2 separate regions of the Mus musculus genome follow, and region 2 is linked to region 1. The links are chromatin loops, found by intact Hi-C in ENCODE. Cell type or tissue: left cerebral cortex. All regions are shown on one strand.

Evidence for each region. Hi-C counts contacts between places; a loop is a spot of excess contacts. Peaks named below come from ENCODE experiments on the same cell type or tissue, not always from the same donor. Only the 100,000 strongest peaks of a DNase experiment are listed, where the experiment ranks them.
Region 2: it touches region 1 in a loop (1.9-fold over the local background); 2 of 42 quality-filtered maps call a loop at or near these places.

What each region holds. Positions count from the first base shown.
Region 1 is chr1:166,178,677-166,186,676 of GRCm38, forward strand. No RefSeq gene overlaps it. Among named protein-coding and RNA genes, the nearest start is that of Gpa33, 52 kb to the left of the region's middle. In left cerebral cortex, a CTCF peak has its summit at 3,020; DNase peaks (open chromatin) are centred at 4,489, 4,886, 5,850 and 6,214; H3K27ac peaks cover 3,027 bases.
Region 2 is chr1:166,294,757-166,302,756 of GRCm38, forward strand. Ildr2 (immunoglobulin-like domain containing receptor 2) reads left to right here. Exons shown (of 10, transcript NM_001164528.1): 6 at 996-1,172. Among named protein-coding and RNA genes, the nearest start is that of Ildr2, 45 kb to the left of the region's middle. In left cerebral cortex, no CTCF peak of the experiment used is centred here; DNase peaks (open chromatin) are centred at 1,942, 2,319, 3,231, 4,035 and 3 more places; H3K27ac peaks cover 5,722 bases.

The DNA.
Region 1 (8,000 bases):
CAATCGCCCAATGAAATGGTCAAATGGAAAAATGTCCTTGATAATAAATGGTATGGCCCGGATCCTATCTTAATCAGGTCCCGGGGAGCTATTTGTGTTTTTCCACAGGGTGAAGAAAATCCACTTTGGGTCCCGACGCGACTGACAAGGACCCTGAAAGAGCAAGATGAACCCCAAGATGATTCTCCTGCTCCTGATGATTGAAACCAGGATAAGTATACCTTTATGGGCCATAGTAAGATCATGGCCAGTACCTTTACCGGTACATTCCAATTCTTCTACCTAGCCTTTGTTTTTTGCAAAGGAATGTTTTTTGGATGTGCCTTATGCACGACAAACTCCTCAAGAGCCACGGGTGTATAAGAGTACTAGTTTTCATTTAAATTATACATTATGCTTTGTGCATAATGTGGATAAACCTTTTACACCCTGTATATTTTTTAAGAAAAAGATTATCTCTAATTGGGCAGATCAAATTAATACTGCTGACACTATAAGTCAGATAGCAGAAAAAACGTCTGAGGCATTGCTTACCCTGCAAAGGGTGGATTCTCATATCGCCTCAGGGTTAATGTTAGTGAATCGGAGAGTGGATATTTTACAACATGACATGGAACAGATGATGGATGTCATACAAATGAGTTGTGTGGCATCCACTTTGCATGTGTGTATTACTCCCAATAGGTACATTAATAATTCTTTTATTAAAAGTACAGACCTATCGAATTACCTGAAGGGGAACTGGTCGCAGGAGCTGGAAAGGTTGCAGACGAGGCTGCAGATGCAGATCCTGAACCTTAATGGGACCAGAGTGGAACCAGTGACCCTTGGAGACTTTACCTCTTGGCTTACCTCTGCTTTTTCTTACTTTAAGGAATGGGTGGGAGTGATTTTGTTTGGTGCTGCCATATGCTGTGGACTGGTGTTCATGCTCTGATTGGTATGCAAATTCAGAACTCAACAAAAACGTGACAAGGTGATTATAACTCAGGCACTTTTAGCTATTGAAAACGGCTCCTCCCCTGAAATTTGGTTATCTATGCTCAAGAATTAGTCAGCATGAGATTAGATGAGAGAGACTCAACGATCATTGATCAGCCCTTGCTCATCAATAGGGTGATCATGATTTCCCCACTAATTCATTTTTTGGCTGGCCTCTTTTGCAGAGTTCGCCCTAGGTCATTTAGCAGTTATTGTCACACAGCACTGCGGTATCCAGAGACGGGCAACTTTCCTCGTGCACAGTCCAACCTAAGACATGGGGCCCGGTGGCGATAGGGTTACCCTATGACGGGTAAGGCTGTGACATTAGAGGAACAACCTAAAACAGGAGCCACGGCGGATGGGCATAATTGCACAGGCCTAGTCCAGCCTCATTTTATTAAAACAAACAGGGGGAGATGTGGGAAGCCACATGTGCCGTTGCTGAGTGGCACTGACTACTGCTGGCCACCACACATAAGATTGGACAAACAACCAATGTGTACATATGCAGTAAAGTTTTTTGCAAAGACACTGCCTGGCCCAGGCATGATAATGAGGTTCTGTAAGGTACTGGGAGTATAACCAATCAGATGTGAGACATGCAAATGAGGTATGATAATGAGGTTCTGTAAGGTACTGAGAGAGAGTAGCCAATCAGATGAGGAACATGCAAATGAGGCTTAGTGCATAACCAATCCGGGTGTGAGACACGCCCCTCCTAGGCCTATAAAAGCAGCACTAGTTCTGGGCTCGAAGTCTTTTCGCCTCTACAATCAAGCTCTCCCAATAAACGTGTGCAAAAGGATCCTGTTGCAGCGTCGTTCTTCCTGGCCAGTCGAGCGTGCGCAAGATTTTTGTAGTTTGGATCTGATGTGAGTCATACTTTCACTCTGACCAAATACCCAAGAAAGGTCATTTAAAGGAAAGATTTATTTTAGCACATGGTTTCCTAGGTTTCAGTCTGTTATCACTGGGCTTCACTGTTTCTAGGTTAAAGTGTGGTGAGACGGAGCATCACTGTAGGGAGGCAAGGGACTCACATATGGAGAACAGGAAGCAGACAGCAAGACAGCATGGGGCCTAGGACAAGATATGGTCCCCGTGGACACATGCATCCAGTGACCTAGTAGAGCTATACCTCCTGAAGTTTCCAGCATCTCCCAGAATAGTGTCTCCAGCTAGAGAAAAAGCTTTAAACACACATACACAAGGCTCTGGGGGAGACACCTCAAATCCAAACTGTAAACAACAGTGCATTTACCTATCACCTGCCATTCTGTAAGAAGGATTCTACTGGAATTCTACTGGTTGCAGACCAAGTTAAACTAAACTTGGCCTGAGTCCTTATGTAAGAAGCTACAATCTAACTCAACAAGTAAATAAATAGAAAACCTAACAACTGAGGAATTGGCTTTATAAGGAATAGCTGGATCCCAGCCATTTACACCCATAGGCGTTGGCCAATCACAGGTAGCCAACTGTCTAGACTATATTCAGGTGAAGCCAACAACTGTGACTAACCTGACTCCCTTTGTGCCTGCCTCCGTCTCTGTGTCACCTCCTTTTTTCTCACTAGAAATGTAATTTGCAAGTGTGCTGAGCTGCAGTAGTCTGTTTTGCTGCCAGATTCTAGAATTGCAAATAAAACCCAATTAAGACTGCAAAACTAGATTTGTTGTGATTGTCTCTCTAATGGGGCTTTTCTGTGGTCATCATTTCTCTAATACTTTCTATATGCTCCTGTGTATGGAGGTGGCATTCTCAGGCAGAGAGAGAGAAAGATAGAGAGATGGACAGATAGACAGACAGGCAGACAGATGGCAGTGTGTGTTGTGGAAGCTATAGAGAAATAAAGCCCAGACCTGTCCACCTAGTTGCATTTAAATCATGTGGCCAAGGCTATGAGGTGTATGGATCCGCAAATTTTTGCTTAGGCTCCAGACCCTGAGACTACCCTGCCTCTAGGAGACATTGATCCCCAGAGAGACCCTTCCTGGTTAAAAAAAAAAAATCTGAAGTTCCGCTCTTGACAGCATGGAGGCATCCTAGGTCCAGAGGTTGAGAGCCCAATGAAGGCGCCTTCCTTACTTCTTCTGGCTCAGCACCCGCTTGGTGCTTGAAGCTGGCATGCCATGCCCCCATGCCCAGAAAAAGCCCGGATGATTGTGTCTTTCCACAGTGTCTGAATGAACCGAATAATAAACATTTCTCAAGGTATATCAGCTTTGTTAGCTGCGACTTGTCAATTCATTTTGTTTTAAAAGTCATCTTTTTAAAATCAGGGTTTGTTTTATGTACATTGGTGTGTCACCTGCATGTATGTCTGTGTGAGGGTGTTGGGCTCCCGCTGGAAATAGAGTTACAGGCAGCAGTGAGTTGCCACGTGGGTGGTGATCAATGAACTTGGGTCCTCTGGAAGAGCAACCAGTACCCTCAAGTGCTGAGCCATCTCTCCAGCCAATTAATTGACAAAAGGTCAATTAATCTTGATTGTGCTTGATAGCTGGCTGTTGGCAGTCACAGGTTCGTTTATTTCAAGCATTGATATTAACTCTCAAATCATATGCTGGATTTAATATGATTTCCACACATACTTGCAGGTTGCAGGATGGTTGAGAAAGGGTTAATGAACGTAGTGGGAGAGCTCACAAGCCTTCCTGAAGTTGGAGGCAAAGGGCTAACACAAGCACAAGGAGGAGTCTTCAGGGGACAAGACCTTAGAGTCTAGTGCAGATATCAGGTGCGGGGGCAGGCGGATTAGGGCAATTTATGGTCAGCTTGATGTTCATTGGCTGTCAAGGGCAAGAGAATGTAACTAGGCTGGAACTGGAGCTGGGGACAAAGGCAGGAGTCTGTTCCCTGTGACAATTTTCTTGGAAGAGGCTCATGGCAAATGGCTGGGTGACCAGTCAGTCTGCTTGCCAAATTTACCCTTGGGATGCTCCTAGGTGAGGGAGCTCCGAGATTACATCTGTGATCAATAAGCCCATTTGTCTGGTGTTACTGGCGTATTTACAGTATTGTCATTTACTGGCAATAGATAATTACCAGTTAGTGCCTCCCGGTGTATGGGCTAGTGTGGTTCTTGTGTGTGTGTGCGCGCGCTCACGTGTGTGCGCACGTGCATGTGTGTGTATGTGCATGTATGTATGTGTGTGTGTGCATGTGTGTGTGTGTATGTGTGTGCATGTGTGTGTGCGCATGTGTGTGTGTGTGAACAAGGCTCAGGCTTTCTTTTGTGGTACTTAGGCTTAAAATGGAGTAACTTGGGTCAAGGCCAATGCTTTATAAATTGGGGTAATGATTCAACACAACACAGTGTAACCCAGAGCAGGTCCAGCCTGGTCTCACAGGCCTGCAGGATTGGGCTAGCGCAGCCTCCCTGGTTTCTGCTTGGACAGTATTTATAGGAGGTAGTTTGCCTTCCATAAAAGGATACAGTTCACTCTCACCTCCTTCCTGCCTTGGCTGGATTTCCCAGAGAGAACATCTGCACCTAAACCGGGCACAGAGCATTTGCAGTCCCAAGACTTCAAGAGACTAACTTTGGGCTCACGGCCAAACAATAATTCCAAAACCCGGTTGAAGAACAATACGAAGCAGGCAATAGTTACTTAACCCTGTTCTCAAGGCAAGCTCTCAGATTTATATACTTGGTTTACCGTCCTGACTCGGGAATTATTTTGCATAAATACTTGGCTTCATTCCACTAGGTATTGTAGGAAGTTGTCAGGAATAGCATTAAGCCGCTCTACCTTCATATTTATAGTTAGGATGTTGTCAAAGACACGGCCTTAGTACATTGCAAGTTATTTGTTGAAAAGAATAGCCTGGGGAATTTTCTCTTAAATCTGCTTACTAGAAAGAAGGTCACTGTCGCTCATAAACAATGGACTTGCTATGTATCATTTTAATTTAAAGACACTTCACACTGTAGCTTGCTTTTTCTTTGCAATGGTTGCTAGGAAACTCAGAGTGAAAGCTGCACTACATAGAATTTTTCAAAATGGAGTAGCCGAACAAATTTTATCCATAGTTTCATCTCTTCTTCCCGTCATATCTTCACACTTATGCTATCTTTTCTCAGTTTTCGCCTTTTGTGCATTTATTAAGTCTGCCTCACAGTCTTTGTAAGACAAGACAGAGTTGAATGAGCGATGAAGACTAGAAGCAACACCTTAGGGGAATGAGGTTAGTTGTGTGGCACTCTGGGGAGTTGTGGCTGACCTGGGGGCTCTGGGGTCACAGGCATCAAAAGGGGAGAAGTCAGGCTTGGTGCCATCCTGGAATTTAGAACCCAAAAGTCAGAAGCAGAAAAAGTGCCTGAAGTTCTAGGCCACCTTGGCTGGCACAGAGTAGCCCAGACTACAGGGTGAGGCCTTGTTTCAGAAAAAGAAAGCATTCTCCTTCCTGTCTAAGACAGAATGCAAACAAACCAAAACCTAAGTGGATGTAGTCCTGGTGTGGACGAAGCCTCTGGGAGTAGGGTGTGTAGAGAGCAAGTGCTGAGGTCCCTTTCTGAGGACGTTTAACAGCGGGTGGAGGAGGGAAGCTCAGAGAGATGGGAAAGACCTGCAGAAAGGCTTGAGGTAAGCCCAGGACAAGTCGGTCCACAAAGCTATAGAATATAGGACCCTTTCCCTTTAGATCATTTTTTAAAAAGCCTTTATGTTTCTATTCTATTCTTCACAAAACACAACCAGAGGGATTGAAAGACTTAACCAAGCACAGCTTATTCGGAGGGTGGCAATCTTCTGACTCCCTCAACAAGTCAGGGTTAGTCTATTTACAGCAGTAAGCTTTTCTGTCCTCAGGAGAAGTTCACTCCCCAACTTCCCACTAGCCGTGACGACGCATCTCTGTTGATTTTGCGTGTCGGTTTGCCCAGGCGAGGCAAGCCTTCAGCACTTTCAGACTGAGAGCATGCCCTGCATTGCATCGGATGACCTTCCGATGAGAGAGGGGCCCATCGCTCAAAGCACTGGAGTCCCCAAGTGACACTGTTGTCCACTTAAGCATCTCTGGCCCAGCAGGGAAGGCAGAAGAGAGTTTCTGCAGGGAGACACCTGGACTCTTATTTTAGGCTGCTTACTCTGTCTGCCTCACTTAGCAATCAAAGCCAGAGAAGCCAGAAGCTTTGCATTCTCTGCCAGAGAGGAGGCGAGCTCTTGGGCTGATGGGCAGCCACTTCCTGTCACTCCTGAAGGAGCAGAGGCAGCAGCTGCCTTGGAGCAGGATTTTGTGGAGTGGATTCTGAGTGTCTCATCTCACCGGGCATCGAGGAAGAGCTTCAAACACCCTCCCGAAACACTAATAAGCAATTTTCTGGAGAAACTAGACTCAGCAACACCCCAGCTTGCCAGTCTCCCTACCCAAATCTCTTGCATGGGCATGCGCGCTTCATGCTGCTGGAGGTGGGAGCGCACAGGAAAGAGGCAGCGCAGGGGACAAAAGGAATATGGAAAGCAGAGCGGAAAACCCTGACCCATCCCAACCTTCTAAGTACGCCGCTTTCTTCTCAATTTCTAGATAAGCTCGGGACACTGAAGTGACTTCTCAGGAGCCATGAAGGGGCTAGTGAGAGGTTTAACTAAGTTCTGGTCTTTACTATGCTTTACTATACGTTCTGGGGCCAGGGGTGGGGGCGGAAGCCTTCAATAAATGTTACTTTGCTTACATATGCTTTTTCTTCTTACAAGCCTTAGCCCTTCCCTGGTAAGGAACAATTTATATAATTTATCAGCTCAGAGCAGCCTTCCTGCCCCAGCAAGGCACTTTTGTCTTCTTTCTCCCACTTTTCTCGAAGTGACTTTCGTTGTCACATTGCAAACATCCTGTGGTCCTTTTGAACCTGTTCCATGACCCTGCAGAGTTCTGAGGTTTGGCCCAGGAACAGTCAAGCTGAAACAATGCCACCAAGCACCGCTAAGGATGCATTTGCCAGGCTGGGCTGGGGGTCTGGGGTCCCGGTTACGCTTCTCAAAGGCTGATGCTGTAGAAATAGCCCAGGAAGACCTGAACACCAGAGGCCTTCAGACTTGGAAAAGTGTTAAGGTCTCTGGATTTCTTTCCTTTTATAGGTGATGAGAACATGAGCCTGGAGATCCTCTCCCAGGGGGACCAGTCATCTTTGTGGTGGAAACTAGGACGGTTATTGCTGCTATTAACAGTCTTTTGCCAAGTGCTCCAGCCATGGGTGGCTAGCCCTACTGAGGAAAATGCAAATGTAGGGGGCAAAATATGAGCATAATCTTTTAGGCTTCGTCTTTTAGCTCCAATCGGAAGAATGGCATTTTCTTCTCTATTGGTCCTCAAGAAAGGAGAGAACATTTATTGTTGTATTTCTAGTGCTCCCGAAAGGGCTTGGGCATAGTATGCACATAGTAGTTATTAGATGGATTATTGTATGCAATGAACCTGACTACCTAAGATACCTAACTTCGGCTGTAACTGTCTTGAGATAGGGTCTCACTATGTAGCTCAGGCTGGCCTTGTTTGATTCTCTTGTCTTCGTTTACCAGTGTTGAGACTATATGCAAGTACCCTCATGCCTGGCTTCCAGTATTTGTCTTACAATTCAACTATAATCATTGAAAACTACTTTTGCTTTTGTGTATATGTTAGAGTCCTGTGATATTCCATGCCCCCCACCTCTTAACCCAATTTCAATAGGACCTGAGGCCATTTTGACATATTCTATACTTGCTATAATTTGGGCCTGTCTTAATTTACACAAAGATAATTTGAAGCATGAGGAAAGGCCTCCTATGAGATGTGAACCGACAATTCACAAAGAAAAAGTGAAAATTAGCCTTACTTCTGTGAAATAACACTAACGTTCATTTATCTTACCGAAAGAGGAATTTAAATGGCACCATTTCTCACCAAGGAGGCTGGAAAAACTCCACAATCCAACCACATACTTATTGTTACTGCTAGGAGAGAGCAAGAGCTTTGATCCAGATTTTATTGGCAGAAATGAAAAATGGCATAATTTAGAGACATTTTGGTAGTAT
Region 2 (8,000 bases), 120 kb after region 1:
GCGATGTGGAGCCATCCAAAGAAATATCACCTCTCCATCTGACAGCCATGTGCCCTAGGGCTCCTCCTCCACTTCTTACCTCTGGCTGCAGGGAAGGCTGTTCTTGTTCTCCACCTCACCTCCATGCACATCTCTCCCTCTGCATGCGGTTTATCCACGCGTGTCATGCATTCCTAACGCTCATGGACATTGCAGATGAAAAGGAAGGGCGGAATCAGAATGGTGATGTTTGGGGTAACGCTGCACCTCTCCTCGGAGCATTCAAACAGAGACCTACCAAGGTCATTGCCCTTCGGTGCCGAGAATACCCTCCTTTTATAAGTGGGGTATAAAAACTGTGACTTTGGGGCACCATCCAGCAGATACCCATGAGTTGTATTTACACATAAGCTGAATATGACCACAATAGGGATCAGTCCACATTTGGGGATGCACAGGGTTAGCTCACTGGCCAAGCCCATGAAGGCATTGTGTTTGACATCCCAACCACAGACCAAATGCATCTTGAAAGAGAGAGGCACACTCCATCTTTAGAAACTTTAGGTATGAAACAGTGGTGGAAGGACCTGGGTTACTGTCTCTGTTTTTGAAAACACAGACAGGGGGCTATGTGCACACCCAGTGCTGGCTTTGCCTCCTGGAAACATCCCTCAATGACCCTTTTGCTACCCCCCACTGGAGGAACCATGGTAACTCCTAGACAGGGCAGTTCCAAGTGGAGATGCTGCCACAATGGCTCCTAGATCCATTTCAGTGTTGGTCAGTTACCAGACTCTAAACACTGTAGTTCCTCCCGTGGCTACCTGTCTCATGGAGCTGGAGGAACCCAAGCGGGAGAGGGTCTGGTGATTCCAGTGAACCAGTTCAGTCCTGGAAGAACGAGCAGATGTTTGTTTAGGAGCTCCTTGAAAGAATGGAACCCCAGGGATTCTGGGTGTGAGGGTTGTGGAGGGTGGGTCTACATAATCTCTCTTGCTCTTCATCTCCCTCCACAGTGTATGAAGCAGGGAAAGCAGCCAAGGCCGGGTACCCTCCCTCTGTCTCCGGTGTCCCCGGCCCCTACTCCATCCCCTCTGTCCCTTTGGGAGGAGCCCCCTCTTCTGGCATGCTGATGGACAAGCCGCATCCACCTCCCCTGGCACCAAGTGATTCCACTGGAGGAAGCCACAGTGGTAATTGTAGTCCCAGACTGCCCCACCCAATGTTGACTTGGGCCCTCCCTCATTCCTTGCTGATAAGGACAGTTAGTTCTTCAGTGATGTATCTTTGGAAAAACAGTGATCTCTGTTCCAGAAAAGGGGCCCTTCCAGCTGAGGTAGATATCTTTTGGGGTGCACTTCAGGCTTTCCAGGGGGCTAAAGGACACTCTGAGTCTTGCTTTCCTGTTCATGTTTTCATTAACTAAAACTATAAAAAGAAGGAGTTTGCTAAGTAAACAACGATCATGTGGTTAATAGTGATCTCATGCCCACCTGTATCATCGAGTGTGAGGGACAGTAGTCTGTGTAGGATGTGGTTTCTCAAAGGAGGGAATGGACCTTCGTTAAGACAATCCGACGCTGAAGAATATGGTGCTTAGAGTCCAAAGATAAAAGAGGTGGGACTACTACAGCATTTTCATGGAGGAGATGAGATCTGAACTGGACCAGGATGGATGAGAAGTATTTAGGAAAACTGTGTGGCGGCTGACTGCCCCAGCGAAGGAAGGTCAGTAGGTAGTTCAGTGGAATCCCAGGCACAGAATATGAACCTGTCAGCGAGCACCTTGGCAGGCTGCCTGGAAGAAGACAGAAGGGCTTGCCGGACACTACGGCCGGCCTTGACGCCTGTCTAAAAGGGCAAGTGAGAGCTGCTCCAGGTAGATGGTTGAGCAGAGAGCTGTCAGGTGGTAAGGTGGGAGGGAGGCTCAGAGACGGAGGAGGAAGCTCTGGATACATTGCTCAGGAAGTTGAACATCTGTTTTACTACGGTGGGAATCAAAATGCCAAGTAAATCTGAGAAATATTTTGAAAGAGAAGAGACGTTAAGAAATAAAGCAAAGAAGGAAAACTTCAGGATGACCTCAAGAGATCTAACACTGCCGATCAGAGGCAGGAATTAGACCATCGGTAAAGAGGGCTGATTAGAGGGATAAGTAGAGGCCAAGGGGCAAGCAGGATGGAGAGGTAGAGATGTGTTGTGGTACTGCTTACCGGAGGCATTCGAACAGGGTTACGTGGCTGTGAAGGTTAAGACTGTGTGTAGTTGGCTTCAGTGCCTGCAGTTTGTATATGTGGGAGGTGAGAAAGGGTACCCAGCCCACACAATGAACCTCCAGGGTCTGGCTGTGGCAGGAGTGGGTATCCTCTGTGAGTAATTGGTATTTGTGATTTTTTTTTCTCATCCCTGGAACTATTAGTAGATTTCTGACGTCTGAGTCTGAGGATGAGTCACAAACTGAGAAGGAAAAGCTAATGATCAAGGGCGTGCAGGGAAAGCAAGAGACCGGCAGCACAGTCCATTTCCCTGGAGGGAGGAGCGGGCAAAGGAAACAGCCTGGACGTCACACGGGCTTTTGGTTGCTGCGTTCCCTTTACACCCCACCATTCTTTCTCTGTATCAGTAGGACTCCTTCACCTTACTCTTCGTTTAATGAATTATCACAATAAACTAAGGCTTATTAATAAGCCTCTCCACTTTTTTCTTTCTTTTTTTTAATGTTTTCTTTTTTAAAATAGAGGCTTACTTGTAGCTCTAGCTATCCTGAAACTTGCTATGTAGACCAGACTAGACTTAATCTTTCCTCCTTTTTTGCTTGTTGCGGTTTTTCATCACTTTGACCCCATAGGACCGTACTAACCCATTGCAATTAGAAGTAGAAAAAAAGAATGTGTTATGACAAGAATTCCCAAGACTCAGGAGTTGCTGACTTGGCTGCTCACACAGTCTGGTGGCATCCATGCAGGACAGATTTCTTTCTTTCGTGCTGTCCTCTTTAGCACATGCTTCGTCCCGTTGGCTGGCTCCCTTGATGACAGCGATAGTTAGGAAAGGCATCTGCGATGAGCTATGTAGAAAAGAGCCCCGTGGTTACCAAGTGGGAGAGGGTAAGAGGCACTCCTTTCCCCACTGTTTACAGCTGCTACTCAGGTCCTTCTCTGTCGTATGACAAATGTGGGCTTCTTCCGGGCTGGTCTGGATCCATCGCCTTCGGGTTGTGGGCTGGATATCCACACTTCATCTGTTTTACACCACCCAGCTGTAACCTTCTGTCTTGCTGTCACCATTCAGAACATGCTCATGTCTCTTCTGTAGGAGTACAGCCGTTTGTAAAACACCCCAGTGTTGCTTCGCCATTCACCCTCCACTCCTCGCAGCCAAACCCCTTGAAAGAGCTTTTCCTATTCCATGTCTTGTTTCCTCCCCTCTCACCAACTCAGCTAACTTGCTCCTGCCAAGCCGCCTGATTGCTAAGTCTGATGGCTGCTTCTCCGCCCCCTTCTGTAAACCTCTCTCCTCTCCTCTAAAGCCCTGGCCGCCCCGTGCAATCATCTTCTGTGCCTTTCTGGCTCCACATTCTGTTCTGTCTCTACCTGTTCTGACACTGCTGCTTCCTATCTCTGTGCATCTTCCTGGCGTTGCTGTTCCTGCGTGGTCTGTGGTCCGCTGCCTGGAAAATCCTATCTACTCCCATAGCTTCAGCCGGCACCCATATGCTGATGATTCCCAGTCACGACCTTCCAAACTTCTGCTGCTAAGACCCTTACATCCAACTGTTTTTTAATGTCTCCAGCCAGATGTCTTACAGACTCTTAAGCCTTAGCCTCTAAGAATTAGTCAACTGTTCCTCCCCCCAACCCTCTTTTGCTTTTCTACTACAAACCAAAGTCTATATAACTCATCTTAGCGGGTAGCATCCCTCACTGTCTGCCTAACATCTCAAGTCATAACCAGGAACTCCTTACTCTTCACTCCTCTTGTCCAGTCTGTCACCAAGGGCTTCCGATTATACTTTAACCTTGAGCTGTTTTATTTCCCTCCACCTCTTCCGTAATTATCTTGGTCCTCGATGCCACTTCCTCCCGCCTTGCTTCCTGGCATCAGCTCCTCCCCTGACTCCTGCCTGCTCTCACCCATTTTTATCTGAATATACCTGGATTCCATTCATCCTGCTGACAAAAGAATGGAGTAGACAAGGAGGATTTTGAAATCTCATTTTAAAATTAATAGAGATGGGTGTGTGTGTCTCTATATATATATATGCCTACTGTATGTATACAGAATATGCAAATTTTAAGACTCACTTCTCCCACATTTGAGCTGCTGTCACCCTGGGGGTGGAATCTGGCAGCTGTTCCATCATCCATAAACAGCCTTACTGAGCTCATTAAGATAGGACAGGAAGGACAAGCCTAGATCCATGGAAGCACACCTTGGAGACCGCTTGCACAGGGTTTCTAAATCAGATTCGCCTTATAAATGAGGAAATTGGTTGGAAAAAATCTAGCCTTAATTAGGTCAAAATAGCAGCTTAAATGACAAGGTATTTTTTTTTGAGATTATAGTTTGGCATCATAGATGATTTTCTAATGTCCTCTCTCTAGTAAAGTTGGGAAAGGAATAAGAGAGAGGCTGCGGCATGAAGAACCACACAACCAAAGGGCTGGGACCCCAGGCTGAACTGAAAAACAGAAATAAATCATCTGTGACCCTGAGCTGAAACCCTAGCAGGAAAAGGTCCCGCTGGACTAACTGTGCTGGGATTCGGCCAACAGTCTAGGACATTGCTTATTAAAACACGACTGCACCTCAAAATGTTCTCCTGCCTTTAAATTATAGATAAAAACCAACCTGATACAATTCCACGCATGCACACACACACACACACACACACACACACACACTATATGACCTTGGATGGCTTCAAAAGTGTTGTATAATCCAAGCTAGCACCAACTTAGGGCAATTCTCTGGTCTCCGTATTCCATGGATCAAAGGCATGTGCCACAACACATGACTCTACCTTTTTACAAATCAAGGGATAACCCCAGCACTCAGGAAGCAGAGGCAAGAGGAGCCATGAGTTTGAAACCAACCTGGAGCGCATAGCAAGTTCAAAGCCAGCCATTAAAAAAAAAAAAAAAGTATGAATTTCCCCAGCTCGCAAAAAAAATTAGAAAATTGTAGTCTGTCAAGAGCGTTGCTAGCGGTTTGTTAAAGGAAGTAAAATGGGTAAGAAATACGTAGGAGTATAGAGAGAAACTGTAGCACCGTCAGAAAGGAGAACCACATTGTCAGAGAGGATGGGAAAGATTTTTCTGGTGACTCATGTGCTCTTGAGCACATACGAGACACGGAGCCAGATTCTATGGAAATGCAGGAAGAATTTAGTGTGCTCTACAATCAAACTTGCAGCTTATAATTTTATATAAAAATATCCACACCCTTTAAAGGGAGAATTGTCTTGATTTTTAGCAACTAAAACCCAACGGATGCTGCTCTAAGTCTGAAGAGCGATCATCTGCCTCTGTCTTTTGAAAAATTAGAAGAATTTAAATCTCTGAAGTCTCCAGGCTGCGGTGGTGGAGAAGTCAAAGTTGAAATATTATGGCACAGTGGAGTCTCTTTTAAATGACAGTCTTGAAAGCTAAAACTGTTCTCTTCCCGTGGGGCTGTAGTTACTGTATATTCTCGGAAATTGATAACTCATGCATACAATCTAATCTGTATCATAATGAGGAGTGTAATTTTTTTCTTATGACACTGAAAATGATCTAAACTCTAGTCCCAGCTTCCCCAACTGTGGCTCAGCATAGCTGCTCCCCCCTCTTCTGGGAGACAGCTAGTACCTAGTTATATGTAGTACCAACCCTCTCTAACCCATGACCTTTATTTTGGTGTCACTAAAGGTTTGCTGTAAAAGTGCTTCCCATATTAGGCAGAGCGGGGACTGCAGGTAGAGGAAACCCCTCCCTAAAGCCGACAGTCATGCTAATGGCCTTTCCTTAGAAAACGATCACCAATAATGACAGACACAAAACCTTCTTGCTTCCCCAGACTCCCATTTGAACCCTTCCCTTCCTGGTTAAAATTCTCCAGTAAACCAAAGTATGGCTTCCTGTGCCATACTTTGTAACCCACAAAACACTGCTAGTCACAGTTTTCATTCATTCATTCATTCATTCATTCACCCATTTAATCATGCCTTCATCCATTCATTTGAATGTGCATGCTTTGAGCGTCTAAAGTGTGCCAGGCTCTGTGCTAGATACCAGAGTTACATAGGCAAACAGAGAAATCTAGTAATTGTCTTCTGGGAGATTACGGCCTATGGATTAACACCAACAATACACTTTCCGTAGAAGTCATGAACCCCCCTCCAGAGGCTGGGAGACACTCAACAAATCCTCAGGACTTGTTATATATAAAGCACAGTCTTAGGCACATGCAAATCTTAAATTATAATGTCTCCAAAAATTTTAAGAAGATTATAGGCATCTATATAAAGAACTTGGAACAAACTAGAATATATTAAGGCCTATAATACAAATTCAAATCAAGTGATTTTTTTTTTAAGTTGGGAAAAAGACTGGAACAGAAAAAGACAAAATTATAAGAACCAAAGGACTGTCTTTGGATGAAGTGGCATTTAAGATGCTCCGATTCATTCTCGAGCACTTCAGTGTCCCACCTACTTGCTTTCAGTTGCCTCTCTTCTTGAAGTAATTACATGGAAACTGAGTCTGGGTGGGTCTTCATTCTCTGGAGGTCCCTGACTAAACCAGCCTCAGCACGCCCAGACCCCCGTTTCTCAGCCCTGCACCTCAGCCTTCAGACAGAGCTGCCTTGCCACAGACATAGCGGTTCTGTGGGATAATTGCATTTTAATTGAACTGTCTGTACCACTCTGTAAACGCCTCTGCAGAGATAGAAGAATGTGTAGCTTGATAAATAAATTCATCTCTGCTAATAATTCCTTCTGCGTAGGGTTTACGGGTGGACCTAACCTCTGGAAGAAGGTGCCACAGAGAAGTATGTGCTGAGAACTCATTAATTTTCTCTCTCTAAGTCATTTCACATGTCGAGATGGACACGGCCTGCCCAGTGTTCTCTCACATGGGAAGTCTGTGCACCTGCAAGAGGATGTGTGGGCGGCTTTCTCCTTCAGTGCCTGGGTTGTGATTAGAGCCCTGTAGAATTTTATCTCAATCTTTCATGTGAAGAGCTTTGGGCATCCAGAGACATAAAACATCTCTTTGGATGCATACACATTCTGTGTTTTCTTTATTCTCATTATGTGCACCACTGCCAGATAGAAGATAGGCCTGTGCCTCAAACCTTACCCTCCCTGGAGTGGTCTGAAGACCATGTGTGCTACCTACTTCACGCTTTATTATCTTGCCTTCTTCATTTGCCTCTTTTCAACCAACCAACCAACCCACCCACCAACCAACCAACTAACCAACTAACCAACCAAAGACAAACAAACCCTGCATCTCCCTCTACAATTTAGAGAGGTATGTCGCCCTAATCCAGTTAAGCTTCAGTCAGTGAGACCCCCACGATTCCATGCCCGGTGCTGCCCAGTGTTCCTCGCCATGCCCTAAAATCCTCCTTTGCCAGAGTGAGTTTTCAACCACAAAATTCGGCTACTTAAACCGCCTTTAAAACTTTAAAACGTAACGTTACGTGCAGGGACAACAGTCCCTACTTGTGTGGTGGTGAGGAACAACCATCCTGGTAAGCATTCAGCAGAGGGCCTGGCACGTTGTCATCGTCCAGTAAGTGTTGTCCAGTTGCCCCTGGTGCCCTCTCCTCATCCTCGTTTCCCCCCTATTTGTCCGCTATGCCTGTTGTCTCGTCACCCCTTGGGCTGGTGTTGGGCTAGACTTACGTGACGCAGGCAGAAACAGCCTTCGTCTCTGACACTGGGACTGATGGAGATGCAGAGGATGCTGTTAACCTGCTTTTTTTTTTCCTTTTCTTTCTTTCTTTCTTTTTTTTTTTTTTTATTAAGCCCT